Regions from separate parts of the Homo sapiens genome. Here region 2 is linked to region 1. Evidence: read pairs that join two places in POLR2A ChIA-PET (ENCODE). Cell type or tissue: Panc1. All regions are shown on one strand.

The links. ChIA-PET counts read pairs that join two places held together with the same protein. Peaks named below come from ENCODE experiments on the same cell type or tissue, not always from the same donor. Only the 100,000 strongest peaks of a DNase experiment are listed, where the experiment ranks them.
Region 2: POLR2A ChIA-PET joins it to region 1 with 5 read pairs; 3 of 35 experiments call an interaction of 5 or more read pairs at or near these places.

What each region holds. Positions count from the first base shown.
Region 1 is chr4:8,846,814-8,849,313 of GRCh38, forward strand. It overlaps a transcript of HMX1 not described here. Among named protein-coding and RNA genes, the nearest start is that of HMX1, 24 kb to the right of the region's middle. In Panc1, no CTCF peak of the experiment used is centred here; a DNase peak (open chromatin) is centred at 1,148.
Region 2 is chr4:8,897,725-8,900,224 of GRCh38, forward strand. No RefSeq gene overlaps it. Among named protein-coding and RNA genes, the nearest start is that of HMX1, 27 kb to the left of the region's middle. In Panc1, no CTCF peak of the experiment used is centred here; no DNase peak of the experiment used is centred here.

The DNA of each region.
Region 1 (2,500 bases):
TGCTCAGTTCCAATGTCTCCTCCTACAGGCAGTCTTCCTGGATCCTCTGAAAATAATTGGCCCTTCCCCTGATCTCCAGCATGTTGTTGTTTTAGTGCTTCTTTTTAGCCCACATTTTAATCAGTGGCCACTGTCAGGCACCCCCTGAGGGCAGGGTGCCAGCTAGGGGTTCCCTGTGTGCAAAAGTGACATGGGACACGGAAATGACTATGACTCAGCTCCTGTCTCAAAGTGCCAGGCCCAGGGCTGCTGACACAGTGGCAAAGTGGGAATTCCCTGACCATTTGCATTGCCACATCAAGGGCTCTAAGAAAGTCTACAAATAAAAGTACAAAGCCATTGAGCCGGGCGTGGTGAGGGATGCCTGTAATCCCAGCTACTTGGGAGGCTGAGTGGGGAGGGTTGAGCCCAGGAGCTCCAGTCCAGCCTGAGTAACGTAGCAAGACTCTGTCTTTAAAAATTAAAAAAAATAATAATTTAATTTAATTTAAAAAGCCACTAAGTGATCTGATGTCTCCTGAGAATATCTTTGACTTAAGAATTCCTGGTTCACACCAGGAGGAGCAAGATGTTTCTGGGAACGTGGTTTGAGAAATGCTGTTCACGGTGAAGCCACATCTGCAAAGAGCTATTTCTGTAACGGGATGCCGCCAACAGACGGAAGCCACTGAGCCCTGCTCTTCGGAAGATGCTGGGCCGGGCACAACTCCTGTCCCGAGAGCAGGCGGACCTGAAGGAACATCGGCCAGACACTGGACACGTGCAAACCACCCCCTTCTGTCCCCACAGAGATGCTTCTGCTCAGGGCCAAGGGCTCCCAGGTCACAGATGTGGAAACAGCCTCCCGTGGAGCTAGCAGTGCCCAGATTTGAACCTGGAGCTGTGGTCTTTCCAGTATATGAGGCCTGCCTTGACTATACTGCCTCCTTCATTATATCCTGCATACAGTTGGTACTCTGTAATTGCTTTCTGGACACAAGAATAAAGAAACAGGATTCAGAAACAGGGGAATGGGAAGGACAAGAAGAACCTCGGGGTTGGCTGGAGTGGCTCTGGAGAGGACCTGAGCTGAGAGCCAGTGGATTAAGTTGAACTGGAATCAACGAGCCCCCTATACTCCAGGCTTTACGGTAACTGGAACAGGCTCCGACTCCCTGGAGCGCCAGGTCCAGGGTGACATCTGAGCTCAGCGAACCGAATTTTGAATCTAAAACTCGACACTCGATTCAGTTATTGGACAACACTGAAGTATGTTTGGAACAACTTGGGTCTGAGAATCTGCTTTTTCAACTGTAAATCTTATGATAGCTAAATTCAGATCAAGTATTTCCAATAAAACTTCGGCATCTGAATGGAGATGTGCTGTAAGTAAAAAATGCATACTTTTGTGCTCTCCAAAGAGAGTCCGAAACATGTAAAGCAACTCAATATTTTTATATTGATTGCATACTGAAATGGTAATTTTGAACATGTTGGATGAAATTATCATTTATTTGCAACTGTTTGTTCTTTAATGTAGCTACTAGAAAATTTATATCACATATGTGGTTCACAGTCATAGCTTCTATTGGACAATGCCACCTTGAAGCCTATGATATTTTGATAAAATGGAAATAAAGAGTTTGCGGAAATTTTATGATTGTTTTTTACTCATCTAGGCAGAGTACTTGGAATGCCCTAGTTCAATCCCCTTGTTTTACAAATAGGAAACCTGAGGCCAGAGAAGGCAAGTAAGTTGCCTGGGTCACACAGCATGTGGATGGAGCTGGGCCCATAACTTGGCACTTGCTCCAGGCATGCTTGGAGGTGCCGGCTGCTGTAGACCAACCTAAACCAGGCTCCCCCATCCCCCTTTTTTCAGATATGCCTTGCAAGAACACAGATCTGCAGGCCACTAGAACCAAGCAAGATGCCAACATGCCTGACACCCAACCTGGGTCAGAAGATTACCCCAGGGCAAGTAGCAAGGAGACATCATAAGGGCTTTTCCTGGTTGGTGAAGACCACAGGCTGCTGCCCAAGGGAAGGGCCTGGAGTCCCTGACACTTGGCCATCTGTGCACCGTGCTCAAAGCCTCACCTTCCAACTACAAAGAGAAAAATGTTCCCTCTGTGAAAAGGTGGGCTGTATCCAGCAGAGGGTAACCTGTCCAGCTCACGTTACCGCAGGAGCAATTCCTCCTCTCTGAACAGAGTGCAGCATCGTGGGGGTGGAGACCCGGCTGAGGGGGGTGGGCCTCCTCCCCCTGCCCGCTGCTCCATCGTGGACGTCTTCTCTCAGAGCCTCGATTTTCCCATCTGTGAAACGGGGGTATGAAGTGTGGGATGAAGCCTTTTCATGAGGTTGTGAGACGGGTCCAACCATGGCAGCTGTCATGAGCTGAACTGTGTCCTCCCAAATGTGTATGGGGAGGTCCTGACCGGCAGCACCCCAGAACGGGAGTTTATTTGGAAATAGGGTCTTCCTGAGGTAAGCAAGCTGAAATGCAGGCAGGGCCCTA
Region 2 (2,500 bases), 51 kb after region 1:
GCAGACAGCCAGGGCCATTCCCATGTGGCACTCGTGGCCGTGACCTCACTCGTGTTCTTCAGCTGGCCTGTGAGGCCACCGTGCTGTCTTCATTTAGAAGTGCAGACGCAGAGTCCCAGAGAGGTGGAGTGATTTGCCCAAGATGGCCCAGCAAATGGGTTCCTGAACCTGGCAGCAGCCCCTCTGCCTCAGGCATTCCCTCCTCTCCAGCTCTTCTGGCAAGTCCCTCCCTACCTGCTTTGTGTCCTGCAGCTGGTCTGGGCTGACTCACAACCCCAAGCCTCGGTGCCTCCTCCCTGCCACGCTGGGACTTGCCTGCACCCTAGGGCACCGACTCTTTGTTAAATGATGTCTTAAACATTGTGGGCAGCGTTTACATCTCACTTGGAGATTCTCGGGCCTCCTTGGGCAAAATCTGCCACCTCTGCTCTGTCCCATCATGGTCCTTGGCACGAGTCCCCCTCGGATCACCAGTCCCTGGCTCCCACCTCCACTCACTTGGACTAGCCTGAAGGCTGACCTAATCCCATGCTGGGCCCCAGCCCCCAGAGCACAGAGCCAGGCACATGCAGTTGCTGTCATTCTAGATGGGCCCGGGGAAGTAAAAGCATTTCAAGCCAGAAGGGCTGGGGGAAGGAACGACAAGGGAGAGGAGCTACCTCTGCTGTATTGTGAAAGACGGAGGTGACCAGAGTGGAGGGACATTGGGGTCTCGAGAGAAGAGAATACCGGGAAGTTAGCTGAGGACCCCCTGAGGCAGGAAAGGTAACAGGCAGAGGAAGGAGGAAATCGAGGCAGGAGGAGCCAAACCCGGAGTTTGCCCAGAAGAGCGGAATTCCTCCCCATCCACATCATCTGTAGCCTGTGGTTTTGATTACCTTCTGGCAGTCCGTAGCGCCCCTTAGGAGCTGAAGCACTTGCGTTTCCATCTGCTGATCAGACATGGGAGGAAACCAAGACAAATAAGACGTCCACATTGTGGTGGGAGCATGTTTTTGGCTCTAGATTTGAAATTAGCATAATGTTTGTCTAAAGCTAACAACAGTACATTCTTCCTGTCTGGAAACGTGTTAATGATCTTAATATTTAGGAGAAAGTGTCTTCAGATGGAGAGAAAGCTGGCTCCCTGCACCAAGATTCAGTTTGCTTAGAGCGATTTTACTGTCATGTGTTTTCTTGGAGGAACCAGAGGGAGACATCTGGGTAGTTTATCATCATTTCTTTGAAATACCTTTATATCTTTAAAATATGTGCTTCCTGCCCCCAGAGCTGTTGGATCGTGAGGACATACAGGCCACACCTGAAGGCTGCTGGCATCCTTCTCAGGTGCTCTGTGGCTTAGCTCTTTGCTCTCTAACAGGTGAGGAATTATTCAGCCCATTTTACAGTCATGAAGACTGAGCCTGAGGCAGAGTGACCTGCAGACCCAGGGTTACATAGCCCTGGCAGGGACTCGGGTGCGGCCCAGCTCACCTTGAGTTTACTTTTTTTATTTTTTTTTTGAGACAGAGTCTTGCTGTGTCACCCAGGCTGCAGTGCAATGGCATGATCTCGGCTCACTGCAACCTGTCTCCCGGGTTCAAGCGACTCTCCTGCCTCAGCCTCCCGAGAAGCTGAGGTTACAGGCACACACTACCAGCCTGGCTAATTTTTGTATTTTTAGCAGAGACAGGGTTTCACCATGTTGGCCAGGATGGTCCCGAAATCCTGACCTCAGGTGATCTGCCCGCCTCGGCCTCCCAAAGTGCTGGGATTACATGCATAAGCCACCGCGCCTGGCCTGAGTTTGCTTTTGTAAGCAGCCTTGAGCATTTTCTGCTGTCCCTGGAAGGGGGCCCAGCTCTGCTCGGCAGTTGTCCAGGGCCGGCTGCGCTAACAAACACCAGATCCAGAGCTGGGGGTCTCATCTTCAGTGAAATCAGCCACAGCAAAAGGTGTTGGCAGGTGCAGGTTTCCTGAAAGCCTAGGGTTGATAGGGAAGCAATTGCCTCTTGCTGAAAGCATTTTCTCTTGGAAATCTCAACCTGTCCACTCTCCTCTGGAGAAGCGGGGAGCAGAGGCCATACGGCCATAACCAGACCTTGTCCTTCCCTGCTTCACCCCAGAAGGCACCCTGGGCTGGGATCCGAGCTTGGACTCCATCCCTTTCCCAGTTTCCATCTCGCCTCGAGGCAGCCCTCTGTGCTGGGCCGAGGCTTGCATAGCCGTCAAATGGAGCCTCAAAGTGGCTGAGGGTCACAAAAAACATCTGTGACGCTGCTGACCCCAGTGTGGGTTCAGTCATTCAGCCTTATGGGGTCCTCGTGGCCCCGGGTACAGCCTTCCTCACTTCAGAGAGAAAGGGCTTTGAAAGCTTCTCTGGCTCACAGATCGTCAGGGCCTCACTACTCGAGCAGAAAACGCTGAATGGATTCAAAGCTGAATATTTGGTGCTGTTCTAACCCATCTCTTCTTGATGATCTGAGTTCCAAGATGTTCTCTGGAACATCATTCCTGCAAG